Regions from separate parts of the Mus musculus genome. Here regions 2 and 3 are each linked to region 1. The links are chromatin loops, found by intact Hi-C in ENCODE. Cell type or tissue: heart. All regions are shown on one strand.

The links. Hi-C counts contacts between places; a loop is a spot of excess contacts. Peaks named below come from ENCODE experiments on the same cell type or tissue, not always from the same donor. Only the 100,000 strongest peaks of a DNase experiment are listed, where the experiment ranks them.
Region 2: it touches region 1 in a loop (7-fold over the local background); 4 of 42 quality-filtered maps call a loop at or near these places.
Region 3: it touches region 1 in a loop (6-fold over the local background); 5 of 42 quality-filtered maps call a loop at or near these places.

Annotation. Positions count from the first base shown.
Region 1 is chr10:3,523,585-3,528,584 of GRCm38, forward strand. It overlaps Gm30033 (a long non-coding RNA gene), which reads left to right. Exons shown (of 3, transcript XR_380041.2): 2 at 2,475-2,587. Among named protein-coding and RNA genes, the nearest start is that of Iyd, 14 kb to the right of the region's middle. In heart, no CTCF peak of the experiment used is centred here; a DNase peak (open chromatin) is centred at 2,257; H3K27ac peaks cover 4,031 bases.
Region 2 is chr10:3,413,045-3,418,044 of GRCm38, forward strand. The region is part of intron 1 of Ppp1r14c (protein phosphatase 1, regulatory inhibitor subunit 14C); the gene reads left to right. Among named protein-coding and RNA genes, the nearest start is that of Ppp1r14c, 49 kb to the left of the region's middle. In heart, no CTCF peak of the experiment used is centred here; DNase peaks (open chromatin) are centred at 1,997 and 3,787; H3K27ac peaks cover 4,223 bases.
Region 3 is chr10:3,391,936-3,396,935 of GRCm38, forward strand. The region is part of intron 1 of Ppp1r14c (protein phosphatase 1, regulatory inhibitor subunit 14C); the gene reads left to right. Among named protein-coding and RNA genes, the nearest start is that of Ppp1r14c, 28 kb to the left of the region's middle. In heart, a CTCF peak has its summit at 2,353; DNase peaks (open chromatin) are centred at 2,456, 3,016, 3,656 and 4,656; H3K4me3 peaks cover 1,565 bases; H3K27ac peaks cover 3,168 bases.

The DNA of each region.
Region 1 (5,000 bases):
TTCAGCGCAAAAGCCGATCCCACAGTCAACTTCCTCCCCTTTGTCAAATATATTGCAGTTCCCTCAGTCATACAACTTTTTAAAACAAAAATACACATTGTAGGAGAAATGTGTATTTCATTACATTCTAGCACTCTGAGGCTGATCCTGGGCCTACTTCCCTGCCAAGCATGGTGACAGTTGCGGTAGATTCAATGTTATATTTCACCTCCTCCGCCATGAACTCAATAGCCTTGCTGGAAGCCAAGTAGGATGCAGCTGCCTTGCCTTGGTGACTTTGTTACAGCAATGGAAAACAGATTATTCAATTGTGAACCCATCCCGGCCATCAAAAGGAGAATCTTTCAAAACTGCAAATCACTTAACCTTGTAGTATAACCGATTTATGCTTTATCCCCAACTAGGAATAAGGGAGACTCACACTATGATTATTTTATTTGGCTTTGACAATTGCTGGGGTTGGGAGGTAACTCCTAATCTACTCTTCTAACTGCTGCCCTGGCTACCTCCCCAGTGGTGTACCCCAGATATTCTCCTGGCCAAATGCTCATCGTCCATCTTCCCTCGTGGTGGCATCTTCCACTCCTCTCATTCCTCCTCCTTCTCCTAGTCTCTCCTCTCTTTCCTGGGGTATCCTGACTATGCAGTTTGGATTCACCTCAAAGAACTATTTCTAAACAAGTCCATATCTTCTTTTGCCCCCATTAACCTTTATTTTTTTAAATACTTCTGGCAGGTGGTAGGCTAGAAGGAAGGTTAAAGTATTTAGGTATTTTTACTAAAGTTAGTTTTTAAAAATATAAGTCTACATGACCTACTTGCTTAAATCTTTCGGTGACCTCTCATGCCTCTTAGTGCCAGCACACTCAAGCTCTGGCCTAAGAGACATCTCAGCTTCTTTTCCAACACACTCCTCTCTGTTCAGTGACTGGGCCACACTGCTGGCTTCTGACCCTGCTCTAATTGTCTGGGTAGTGTGGGTTGTGACTCTTCTCTTAGCTGGCTCGTTCGGAACCTCAGGCCCCAGTTCTCTTGCTCCCTTCTCTGACTCTGACCTGGGGAGCAGCCTTCTTTATTTCCCCTCTCTGCAGAATCTGCATGGTATGCAGGCACCTTGCCTGACTTATCAGTGTTAGTACTCCAGGACGAGCCTCACACTGTAACCTAGTGAGGCTGTGCAGTGAGGAGGGTCAGTACACACACCCTGCATCTTGACACTGAACCAGCAAGGCAACTTTGAACTGATGGAGAAAGAACTGTGTAGTGAGGCTCTCAGAGAAAACCTCCCACTTTAAAAGAACAACTCTGTGCCCAGTAGGAGCAATGCTTTATGACTGTAAAGGTCTAAAGCTCTGTATGTTATTTACAGGTCAATATCCAGTAGTTTTTGGAGGCACTGAAAAGGAAGTTATACTTGGTATTCTGTATCATGTTGCTGTTTGGGGAAAGTGCTTCAAATTAGCTTTACTGTAGGATGTGCTGAAACTTTAAGGGTATTTAGGTAAAAGAAGTCAAATGTGGCTGTTATACCTCATCACATACAACACTGTTTGAATACTTGTTGAAAGTTGTGCTTCCTGCCCACCCCACCCCCTACTGAATATATGATCTGTGTCTAAAAAATCTGGCATATCCGGATACTTTAGGAAGTCTACTTGCATTTAATAACCCATGAGGTCCATAAGTTGAAACATGTTTTGCAGTTAATGGGAACTTTGAAAATAAGTATCAGTACTTTAGAACTCTAATCTTGCGGTCGGTGTGACTGTGAGGACACGATTTTAATCTTTCACTGTATTGTGCCCTTTTTATTTACAGCACTAAGTGAAAATTGTCCAAAAATTGGCCCTTCTAAAAATGACAAAAACAGAACAAACACTGGAAAAACTCTTCTCTTTCTTTGGAAGCTGCACTGGATCCTGTCTGAACCACACCCAAGAGCAAAGGGAGCTTTTTATTCCACACGTGAAATTGGAGGATTTGGTGGGAGGGACTCTGGCCACTGGAAACTCAGGCAGTTCTGTGTGACAGGCTGTCAAGACATTCAGGCACAGCTGAGGGAGGAGTGGAAGTAGTCTCTCTCTCTCTCTCTCTCTCTCTCTCTCTCTCTCTCTCTCTCTCTCTCTCTCTTTCTCCCCATCTCCCACTTTTGGTCTCACAGAAGCTCACATTTGCTCCCTGCTTGCAGAGGCCGTCCAGACTTCATTGCTTATCCACCATTCCATTCAACACCCTTTAGTTGGCACTACTGTGGGTCAGGCAGAGAGCCAGGCTAAAGACACACAGATAAAGGATATAAATGGAAGTTTTGGCCCTAGGAACAGTGTGTGTGTGTGTGTGAATATGTGTGTGTGTGTGAGTGTGTGTATGAGTGTATGTGTGTGTGTGTGTGTGTGTGTGTGTGTGTACATGTACAGAAGGCTGATATATTAGGAAACAAGGTCCTGACACTTATTTATGCCTTTGATACCCAGGTGAGAAGAGTCATGCCATCCCAGAGAGACAGCTTCCTACAAAAGATATCAAAGCTGAGGACTGATACTTTCTGAGAAAAAGCTCTGGCCTCACCAGGCAGCAGGGCCAGCAGGTTTGTAAGAGAGATGATGGTGCCCCTCCTCTCCCAAAGCTCCTGGACCAGGCTGTGGGGAAGTTTCTCTCTTTACCCTGCCTTCCCTCCATTAAAGCCTAGGTGTGGTGATGGCCAGGACGTCCTCAGGTGGGAGTGTGACCCCAACACTGGCTTTTGTGGCTACAGAAACCCACTTAGGACTAAGGCCCCACAGTTTACCACTTTCTAAAAATGTGACTGAGTCCCACCTGATGACAAAGCCTCCTTCCAAAGTGCGTAACCTCCAAGTTTATTAAAACACACGTCACACTGCGCTGAGTTTTTCTTCCACTAAGAAGTTTTCTTAGAACTTTAATTAGCAAGATGTTCAACCCTTGCTTCTCCCCTTCTCCTACGAGGGAAGTCTGAAGGCTAAGATTCTTCCAGGCGTGGTTTCTGCTCTGTCCTCATGGATGTGGCACCTATTGCTGTAGGTGATTAATGCTACTTTAAATTGCCCCAGCGGTACGAGTTCCACGCTACCCACACCAATGTTCTTGATTCCCTAATTAAAGTTACACACACACACACACACACACACACACACACACACATGGCCTTATATTTAATATGCCTCAATCAGCAAAATAGTTGGGCCACTTCCAAATATCCAAGTGTAATACCTCCCCTGTGATACTCCTGAGTTCTTATTTTAATAATAATATTATTATTATATTCCACTGTTGCTGCCCTAGACCCAATCCATGGGAGACAGGGTTGGGACCGCTCTTTCCTGTACTTTACTCCTGAAGCCTGTACTTTACTCCTTTCCTGGCACAGAGATTCCAAGTCCTCCTTCCTCTCTCCGTCCCCCTTGCCCAGGAATCCTAAAGTCCCACTTTTGTCTCCCTGCCCAGTCATTAGCCGCTAACAACTTTATTTACCAATCAGTTGGGGGCAGGGACCCTCAGCATCTCACATGCAGGATTCCCGTGCAATTTTGGGAACCCAATTAACATAATACGAGTGTTACACCAAATCCACAACAGGTACCCCTGCAAATTCTTGCTGGGAGCAAATGTCTGCTTCCCAGATCAGCCCATATTGCAACCTGCTTCAGGCTGCTCAGGACATAGGGCTCCTAGTACCTCCCTTCGAGCTCACCAGAGGGAGGAGTGGGCTTCTAGGCTGAAGGAGAAAGGAGGTGCAGGTAACTGAGCCTGGGCTGTGGGTGCTGTCAGTCTTGAGTTTCTTCATTTACAAATTTAGTGCAATTACAGAGTGCGAATCAGGGATGGATTTAGGGACAGCAGAACCTCCTGCCACAGGAAGTCTTTTCTGAAATACCATAAAAAGCATGATTTTGCAACTTACTTGGATGTGAACCGAGTGGACCACACGCAAGCCTCTCATGGTTCGGTCTATACCAAAGAACCACAGGCAGCCCCTCTCTGGGATGCTTGAGAGCCCTGCTTCTGCTCTCCAACGCTAGAGCCTCTTTTGCCACTGCCTGGTTGTGGGCACTCTATTGCCTCCGTGTCCATTGGATCATCCCCAGACTTCCTGTTCTCTGTTCCCACGTGACTAGGGCTGCAGTGGGGAGGAGGGCCACAGTCAGTTGAAGTGTACCCACTACAAAGGTGCCATTGGTAGCCTTCTGAGGTCTTCCTTGGACCTGGTAGCCTGGGAAATGGGACTTAGGAAGCCAACTATTTCCCTGGAATCCAGATACCTGGGGGCTCTGTGAGAAGATGGGTTTTCAGTAGGGGGCTTGTAGGGTTTTTTTCCACAGCAGCTCTGGGAATGGCTGGTGCAGTTGGGTGTGGCTTGATCTGCCTCTAGCCTGACCCCTAAGAGGAAGGGGACAGGGAGAGGGGAAGGAGAGAAAAGGAGAAGAGAGAGAAGTAGAGGGAAGGCAGACAAGGGTGGAGAGAATATTTTCGGAATAGTTAGGATGTCAGAAAAAGCGATGTAAGGAAAGTAAGGGAGTTTAGTGTGGTCCCGTATAAGGTGACCTCATTCCTGCCTTGCTTGGAAAAGTCTGCAGTTTGGGGTGGATCCTGAGAATGGCCATAGTATGGTGGTACAGGAGACAGGGCACAGCTGGACTGATAAAGCTCTTGCAATCAGGAGGACCCGATTTGATATCCAGAACCCACACAAAATATCAAGTGCTGGCTGCTTATAATCTCAGCACTGAAGCAGGGTCAGGACGGCTAGTCAGCCTGCTGGCCCTAATCAGCTGAGCCCAAGACCAGTGACAGACTATCTCAAAGGAGGTGGATGCCCTTCCTGAGGATGACACCCGAGGTTACCTACTGACTGCCACACCCCTGTACACACATATGCACCCCCACCCCGGGAACATGTAAACACATGCATACACATAGATACACATTAGGATAAAAAAAGAAAAAGCCATTGGTTTCTGATTGCCTGGCCCCAGTCTCAA
Region 2 (5,000 bases), 110 kb before region 1:
CAGACACCGGTAGTTGTCATAACTAGCCCTCACGGTGTCAGGGTCTTCATGACTTGCCTCCAGGGACAGTTACCTTTATCACCTCCTTGCAATCTTTACTGAACCCTGTGCTCACCAGACCTGAAGACAAAGTGTGCCTGTCCACAACCAGGTAGTGGAGACACACTGTTTGTCCTGTCCCCTATTTTTTTGTACCCCTCTGGACACTGCTTTTAGAAGTAGATATGGCCTCTACTCTGACAGCCTGGAAGACAGACATTTGCAAAGCCACTATCTCTGCCATGTTTTTCACAGATAAGGCCCAGTTTTCCAGCTGAGGTTCGAATGTTCTCCAAATATGCTCAGTGGCTCCAAGACTTGCCCATCCCACTCACTGCCATGTTCGTTGGTATATCAAGTCGGCCCGTATGTATCCTACAGGAGCTGTGGGATTCATGAATAGCTCAACACTGTTGTCATCCTCTGAGTCTCCGAGGAGCTCCCTAGGGTCCCAGTGGTTGTGCTTGGCCACTGTTCCTCCACACCATGACTTGGAGGACCCCTAGGCTATGGGTTTCCAATATTCAAAGTGTTTTCTTGTTTTCCCTTAATGCTTCTATAGTTTCTGAAACCCCCAGTGGAGAAACCTTCCTTCCCTCACATGCTATGTCTAAAGAGGCTATATCATGGTGAGGCCATGTCTGGAGGAGTTGTCACATTGTTTGGGTGTGGAAACTTTGGGCAAGGTGGAGATGAGAATGCCTACCCTGGGAACTATTGCCCTTTCAGACTGGTTGTGCCTCTGAGACCATGCAAAGCACAAAAGACTTAGAGGTTAATGATTGGCTGACTAGTGGAAACCGGTGAACATGCATTAAGTACAGCAGAGAGATATGATTTATAACCAGCTTCCGTAATACAGGGAGGTTGTGAGATAATGACCATAGCATACATCTATTTACTGAGCATGAGCAGAGGCCTTGTGGAAACCTAGATGGTGCTTGCTTTAAGTAATGAATGGGGTGTTGAATGGGGAAGAGACCAGAAGTGTGGCTCATAGAGTGTGTTAGTGAGTTTATTCTTTAAGATTTTTATGTGTTTGCTTGGCTTTTTGATGCAGGCTTTTTTTGTGCATCCCTGGCCATCCTGGAACTTGCTCTATTGACTAGGCTGGCCTCAGACTCAAAGACCCCAAGTGCTGGTATTAAAGGTGTGGGCCATCACTGACCAAAGAATGAATAAATGAATGAATTTTGCTTGGAGCTGATGAAGGACCCAAGGCCTTGTGCTTGCTAGGCAGGGGCTCCAACACTGAGGGAAATCCCCACCCTAAAGAATTTCTTCTTTAGAGAAGTTGGAAGCCACTCAAAGACCCTGGGGAGGAAAGTGACAGTTCTGTCTTCTTAAAGCCATCAGTCTGGCTGTGGAGTGGGGATTTGACTAGAGAGAGGTGAGGATTTGTGTGTGGAAGCCAGACGGAAGCATCCCTCAGTAGCTTAGCTGGTGATAAACTCGCTGATTCTGTGACACTTTGGTGATAGAGTTGCACGGTGGCTTAGGGACAGGATGTTCACGATGGAGTTCTGTGACCAGTCACTTTGTTCACATAGAATGCACCCACAAGACATAAATAGTCATGCTAACTATTTACAAAGGAGCTTGGCCTTTGGTCTGCTCAATTCACAGGCAAGCTCTGGTAGTACCCGGCTAGTTTTATGCCTGGTCCCTCTAAAACCGGAATTTCCTGACAGCGTACCTTCTGACCCTGGTGTGTCCCTGGTACCCAATGTGACATTCTGTCTCCTCCTATGTGTCGTGAGGGAAGCAAAGAAAGTGCAGAGCAGCCCTAAGGCTTGCCAGCATGGAGTCTGAGTTGCTCTCTCTGCTCCTCCCCAGGGCCTCAACTGCCATGCAGACTGGGCACTGTGGAAGTGGCCCAGCTGCTCCCGCCAGACTGTGCTCACAGTGCCTCGCTCCAGTATCTCTGGGCCTTGGCTTGGCCTCTGGCTTTCATTTGGACACTTGTCTGTTTTGAGTTTTAGCCAGGATGCTGTCTGTCAGCTGCGGCCCTGGCTTCTCTCAACACTGAGTGGAAGTCTTCTGGACAACACAAGCTTTGGCTGACTTATCGGCTCTTTCCCTGGCACTGATACCTTGGGATTTTTGCTTATCTTTTCCTTTCCTTTCCCCCCTTTTAGTCCTTGTGATTTTGACCAAATTGATAATCTGTTAAGGCTTTCATTGTGTTTTTTCCCAGACATTAGCAATTAAGCTTTTCTGGAAGAGACATTTACGTTGAGAGCTTAATATTGTTTAAAAGAGGAATAGACTGATTCTATTCAACACTTAGTGTCCTCTCTGGTCTCTTTGCTATGTCGTGGGCTTATACTACATGCCTGGATCTGACCATGCAGCCTGAGAATCAGACAGTAGCCCTGGGACAAGGGTAGGAAACATTGGGAGGTAGAGCACCTTGCCCTAGCACCCACAGACTACAGAGGCCCATCTCTCTCCATAGTCCCTGCTCTGAACGGGTCACCACACCATGACCTGACTCTGGCCCGAAGTCTCACTGCTGAGCAGCAAGGCAGTCAGAAAAGATGCAGGAAAGTCAGGTTGGGGCTCTTTAATTCTATTCTGAGCTTTGTTGCCCAGGATCTCTGACTTCCTCTTATTCCATAAGGGGCATCAAGAGACATTGAGACCAAAGATGGTTGTATCGATTGCTTCTGCCTGATTCTGCAGTGTGTGTGTGTCTGTGCACATGCAGTTGTGTGTTTAAATGCATGTGTATGTATATGTGGAGAACACAGGACATTCTCAGCTAACATGCCTCAGCTGCATCCCCTCTGGGAATCGAATGACGCTGTCAAGGGTCACATAACAGATATTCTGCAACTTTACACTACGATTCATAATAGTAGTAGAATTGCAGTTGTGAAGTAGAAATGAAAATAATTTTATGGTTGGGGATCACCACAACATGAAGAACTAAATCAAAGGGTCACAGCATTAGGAAGGTTGAGAACTACGACAGGAGAATTTTTGTGACTGTGGAGACAGTGCCTCTCAATGGCTTTGAAATTTCCAAGTAGGTTAGGTAGGCAGACAAACCCCAGGCATCTGCCTGTCTCTCCTCTGTGCTCTCCGGGGATTATAAGCATGTGTAACCACACCTGGCTTTTTTTCCTTTTAAACATGGGTTCTGGGGCTCAAACTCATGTCTTCATGCGTGTAAGGCAAGTAAATACTTTAACAACTGAGCAGTTTCTTCAACCTTCTGCGTCTTTTATCCATATTTGGAGAGCATAAGGAGTCTTCAGGTATGTTCCTAAGGTGAGTTGCTATAGGTAGGGAGCGTTTTAGTTTTAGGGGTTGGGGATGGGGTTCCTGGGGTAGTGATACGTGTTTAGTTCTGAGGAAGGAGAAGTACCTACCTGGTGGGTAGGAAAGAAAAAGTGGCATAGCCAATGGGTTTCAACCTAGGGAGGCCCTTCTCAGCCTGGCTGCTTGTTGCTCCTGTTTAAGAGCCCTGTTAACTTCTGAGAACAGGTGTCCCCTCAACCAGCGCCCTCTCTCACACCTTGATCTGCAGGGCAGTCTCACAGCAGGATGCTCTGTTTGCAATTAATGTTCATCTTCACTGAAGGCTTCTGCCTTCACCCACTTCAGCCACTGGCAGAGCGGCACAAGAACATCTTAGCTGGCTGTGATGTTTGGGTCAGCAGTGACCTAGTTGTAAGAGCAGAATACATATCACATGACTGCTCTGCTCTGAGCCTGTCTCGTCTTTTAGTGGATATTTCTGGGACTGTGTAAATGGTCTCCCTCCCCCAAAGCCCATTCTTCAGCAAGCGGCAGGGGTGAAACCTTTTAAAGGTAAACCAGGTCATGTTACCCTTCTGCTCAGACCCTCCAGCAGCTATTCCTGCTTCTGGCACAAGCCAGATGTTTTATAGGAGCCTGTGATTCTCTGCAGGTGATCTTCTACGCACTGGTCCTAGCTCCACTGGGAACACCCTGCTCCTGGCACCCAGAGCTCTGAGATCCTGATGTAATTGTGCCTTCTTCTAAAACAGTGGTTCTCACCTTTCCTAATGCTGTGACCCTTTAATTCAGTTCCTCATGTTGTGGTGACACCCCATCCCCACCATAAAATTCCTTTTGTTACTACTTCATAACTGTAATTTTGCTACTGTTATAAATCATAATGTAAATATCTCACATGCAGGATATCTGACATGTAACCTCTGTGAAAAGGGCAGTCAACTGCCAAAGGGGCCATGACCTACAAGTTAAGAACAGCTATTCTAGGATACTCTAACATCTCCAGGAATGTCAATCTTCCTGTCTAGCAGGCAGTGTTTGATGTATGCTGTTGTGATATTGAGATAGCAGTGAGATTTGGTCTGCTATGACATGTGCATGTGTCACAAGTCACTTGTTAATAAAACTGGAAGTGTTAAATGGAGCCCATGAGCTGTCAAAAATTCAAACACATCCCAAGGTGTTTGTAAAATAACACAGTTCTTGGTCAGTCGTATCCTATGTGTTTTCATGAGCAGGAAGCAAGGGAGACAGAATGTTTGGGGGTTGGGACAGCACGTGTGGTGGGCCTCTCCCATCTGTAGCAGTTGTCACTTGTCTATGTGTTGAGTTCCTCAGAAAAGAACATAAGCTACGGGGTGTGTGACAAGGGTGGGCTAAACCTTGCTATCTTGAAAGACGAGAATAATTCCTATGAATAGAATGTAAATCATCCTTTTAACATGGTCATTTGTGGTCAGCAGTGGTGTGTGTGTGTGTGTGTGTGTGTGTGTGTGTGTGTGTGTGTGTGAGTGTCTGTGTTTTAGTGTGTGTGAGTATGTGTGTGTGACTGTGTATGTGAGTGTGTATGTGAGTGTGTGTGTGCATGTGTATGAGTGAGTGTGTGTGTTTGAGTGTGTGTGAGTGTGTGTATCTGTGTGTGAGTGTGTGTATGTGTGTGTTTGAGTGTGTGTGTGTGTGTGTATGTGTGTGTG
Region 3 (5,000 bases), 130 kb before region 1:
TTTTGGAAGTTCTCTTTAACCACCAGTGTTAGCTATCGTCTTCACGGTGCGATGAAGCTCTTGTATAGTGTATGTGAGTGTGAGTATGTGTGTGTGTGAGTGTGTGTGTGTGTGTGTGTGTGTGTGTGTGTGTGTGTGTGTGTGTGCAGCCTTGATCTTATGTGGCTTGTTGTTGGAGGCCTTGGGGTAGCATGGGAAACACTCAAAGCAAGGCAGAGCTGAGTCAAAATTACAGGTCAGTTGCTTGTTAGGTGTGTGATTATTCTCCATTTAGACTGTTGAGAGCCAATGGCTGTTCTTTTTTATTCCTTATGTAACTTGGTTTATTATTCTCCTTAAAATAGAAGTTTCTCACCTGAGGATGAAAGCGTTCAGTAAAGCTGCTTGGCACCTCTCCTGGTGGACAGTTACCACAGTGGGAGGTGAACTCTGTACAGAGTGGGGAGACACCAGTGTCAGAATATGTGACTCTAGCAACAATAGTGAGCCACTCCATGCCCCTCAAAGCCAGATTTGTGTACATTAGTCACCTGGCTGGGTTCCACGACGGTGTGGCCTCCATCCCCTTAGCTTTCCTGTGTTGCTTTCTCAGTTTCTACAGTCAACCTATCACTTTGTTCCAAGCCAAGGCTTGCCCCAGACTCCTTCTTCCTCGATGATGTTGATTCATAGGTAAAGGCCTGGCAGCTCTTTGTCTCTTTTTTTAAAAGAAATTTTAAGTACACATATTAGTTAGAGTTTTACTGCTGTGAACAGACATGACCAAGGCAACTCTTTAAGAACAGTTAAGGATAACATTTAACTGGGGCTGGCTTACAAGTTCAGAGGTTCAGTCCATTCTCATCAAGGGTGGAACATGGCAGCATCCAGGCAGGCAAGGTACAGGAGGAGCTGAGAGTTCTACATCTTTATCTGCAGGCTACTAGCAGAATACTGGCTTCCAGGCAGCTAGGATGAGAGTCTTAAAGCCCATACCCAAAGATGGCCAAACCTACTCCAACATGGCCACACCTTCTAATAGCGCTGCCCCCCTAGGCCGAGCGTATACAAACCATCACAGTATAAAAGGTAGCAGAGGCTCCCCATGCACCCTTCACTCAACTTCCTCAAATGGAAACACTTTAGGGAAGTTTGTGCATTCACCTGCAGCATCAGCAACAGCCTCAGAAGAACAGTGTGTGTGTGGTTCCGTAGTGTGGTTCCTGGCATCCACTCAAAGTCTGAGATTGGAACCCTATGGAGAAAGGAGCCTACTTTAAAATTAGTTCAGTTTTAAAGGATGAACTCCGGGTAAGGAGATATTCAGCAACTACCTCAGAGCCACAGGGATGACAGACACATAAAAGCTTCTCTCGTGGGCCAGGTTCTGGGTCTGTGGTTGAGATGGTCTTTGCAAACAGAGGTCACACATGAACCCAAAATATACCTCTTTAAAAATAAAAGTGATAGAAATCATTCTCTAAAAATATAAAATTTGGTTATATTGAATGCATTTCGGGAGTAGGAAAGTCTGTTGGTACAACAACTCTATAAGTCCTTTCCCTTTATGATGGTTTAGTAATTTCAGTTTTTAGAATCACTTCATTAACAACATCAAAAAATAAATAAATAAATAAATAAATAAATAAATAAATAAATAAATCCATGTGCATGTATGGATTCCCTGACATTTCTCTAGGAATGGTTTGGCTGCTCTCTCTCTCTCTCCCTCCCTCTGTGTGTGTGTGTGTGTGTGTGTGTGTGTGTGTGTATGTATGTGTGTTCGTGCACACGTGTGCAGAGAGTGAGAGAGAGAGAGAGAGAGAGGTAGTTGCCAGGACTTTGGCTTTGTGTACTTTCCCTGGTCAAACACATAACCATCTTACACCATCTGACCATGTTACTGGGTAACCTAACAGAGGGTTGCTGCTTTTTCTCTCAGCCACATCAGTTGAACTAAAATCGGGTTATCAAACTCAAGCTCAAGGTAGACAATGCAGTTCGAACCACAGCAACATGGCTGTGCTGCTTCAAAGAATTTACTGGTTGGCAAGATGTGTTTGTTACGGTGAGTCCTTAGAAATGTCTGAGATTCTCTCTCTGTAACAGGGATCTCTAAACCTGTCACTCAAGTCATAAGTTACTTCAGCAAAGAAAAGTCTAAAACTCCACCAGAGTGTTTAGAACCCAGGTTCCTAAGGTTTGGTTCTGTTTTCCCTTTGTGGGGCATCCCCCACAAGTGCCTCTTTTGTGTGGAGGTGGAGTCTTAAGACTAGAGTAGGGAGGAGGACCCCTGTATGCCTGGTGAAGTCAGTGTATGGAGTGTATGGGGCAGATCCCAGGCAGTATGGGGAGGTAGCTCTGCTGGTCATTCTGGGTGGCCCCGGCTTGGCAGGCTCTTAATCTTCTTCTACAAGGGTGTCCATGGCCTGCGGGGAGTTCTCAAGCCTGGAATTGGCTTCTAAAAATGAACCGAGGCAGGATGCCATGTGCAATTCTTGTCTAACTTCCTTGGCAACCATCTCTTGTCTCGTTTCCAGCTTCAAGGCAGCAGTGTCTTTCAGAGTCAATTCAGCTGTCCCCCCCTTGCCTGACTGTCTTAGACCACAGAAGCACAGGGAAACGGCTCAGGCCATAGAGACACAAGAAAACAACTCTGCTTGTATCTGTGCTGTTTGAGCTGAAACACAAAGGGAGTTCAGGCCTTAAGAAATGTGAGGGCCTCCTTAGATTATTCAAGGGAAACGTTCTTGGTCTAACTCATGACCCACGACTTTCTCCTGATGGTTTAGAGGGTTACTCCACTGGCTGTCTTTGAAGAGAGTAGAGTCTTATCTTCAATGGTCTATGGTCTAACCATCTGTTGAATCTTGGCTGTGAGCCAACGGTGGCTGCATTTGCAGAGGACCTGAAAGAGTGTCTTAAATGGAGAGAAGCTTGTTGATTGTTGTGAGGATGCTGAGACCAAGCAATGCACTTTATCCCACCCAGGGAAGCAGGGTGAGAAATTACCAAGAGTGGCCAATGCCCTTTGATTACCTGACCACATGATCTGGCCTTCCTTGTGTGCAGGATCACCAGTCTCTCTCTCACTGTGCTCCCGACTTTACATCCTCTTTGCTGTCCCCTTTATCTTAAGGCCTATGTGTCCTAGCCTGCAACCTTGACCCCTTGCTCTCAGAGCTTCCCTGCTGAGTAACTGTGCTGTAGATATTCTTGTGTGACACTGAACTGTCGTCCAAGCATGACTGAGATAGTCTCACACTCAGCAGACAAGGCAGGACTTCCATATACTGCCTACCCATCTGAAGGAATTTTTCTCAATAAGTCCAAAACAGCAAAGACATACCATTGCCTTGGTGGCTGCTGTGTATGTGAAAGGATTTGGGGAGAAAAGATAGGAAAAATAGAGATAATCTGTGGCCCTTACATAGTCTTACTTCATGGCAGTTTAAGGCCAGGTTTATATTGGGAAGGGAACTATCTTGGTTGATAAGCAGGGATTCTTGTCAGTGTGCCTGAAGGCTGCAACGTGTTGACAGCCGAGGGAACAGGCAAGGGAAGGGCCACGCATGGAACCCAGGGACTGTAGCTTCTGGAAGGGTCCAATGTTATCACTGTAGCCGTGCCGATGCCCCTCCTCCTCACCCCTTTGCATTTCTTCCGAGTGGGAGCTGTGGCGCGCACATCTAGGAGCAGTGCTAAATCACAGTTCTCCCTCCCCCCCTCCCTCTCACGACTGTCTCCTTCTCACCTCACGTTGCTGTCTGTATTCTACTTCGAGACTAGTTTGGCCTGGTGCTCTGGGTTCAATCCAGGGTGTGGCAAAGGGGGGGGGAGTAGGTGGGCGGTCTATTTTTGCCTGGGCAATCAGACCTACAGCTGGACCTCTGGAGCTCAACCTACCAACCACAAGGCTGGGGACAGAGTCATCAGGGAAACCCCATCTTAAGGCAAGGATGATAAGCTTTGTTTTATCTTTGTCTTTATCTTTTTACCCTTTGTTTCATCTTTCTTGCCTAATTCATAAACATTTCGCTCCATTGCTGATGTAAAGGCTGCGGCACCACCCAGCGGTTCATACAACTTGCTCATGAACGTGGTTTTCCCCCCAGATGGCCCTAGGAATCTGGTCAGTCTCTTAGAAAGCTTGCACGTTTCCACTGGTGAGTCTTTCTGTCTGACCTTTGCTTGCTATCCGTGTCCTCTGCAGGCTTCATTTTCTTCTTTCTTTTCTTCTTTTTCGTTTCTGCCTGGAAGCTGCAACAAGAGGTCAGGGTGCCAGCTGGTCTAATCACACAGGAGGCTGGAGGAAATCCCAAACAAACGCAGGCAGCAAAGTCTACTTCTGTGGCTGACAGAAGAGTAAGATGAGCTTTGATATCTTTAGGAGACCATAGAATAAGTCTGAGAGGAAAAGGGTTACTGAAGGTGGAGAGTGATGTCTGCTGTTGTCTTTTATAAAACAGTGGGATAATTCGGCGGGAGGGAACATCTTGGCAAGCCCAAGCCAAGGCGTCCTCCTGAACAATCAGCCACATGATAGGCCTAGTATAAAAGGAAGGTTATTGGAAGAACATGTAGGGAAGAGAGAGGGGGAGGGGGAGGGAAAGGGAGAGGGAAAGAGCACTCTGGGGTAGCCAAGCAATTCTTATATGCCCAGTTGGTTGGTTGGCACCTGGCAGGACTATGCAAGCTGTTGCTAGGTAGCTGTTGGGAGGAGCCTAGCCGAGTTGCCAACAACTTCTGCCTGGCAGGACCCAGTATTGAAGTTTTATTCTACAACCTAAGCTAGGTCAACATGACTGACCTACAGGCCTACCACAAACATCTTAGACAAAGGCCTGACTGCGCCCTCTAACCTAGGCATAGTCATAGACCCTGGCAGCTTTATTTCCTCTTCCCTTCTCATGGAATTATTAAAGATATAATCCCTCTGGACTTCCAGAAACTGCTGTGGGATACAAAATAACGTAAGAGAAACATAGGCGGTCGTTAGGCCATTGGCTGTTTTGGTACCA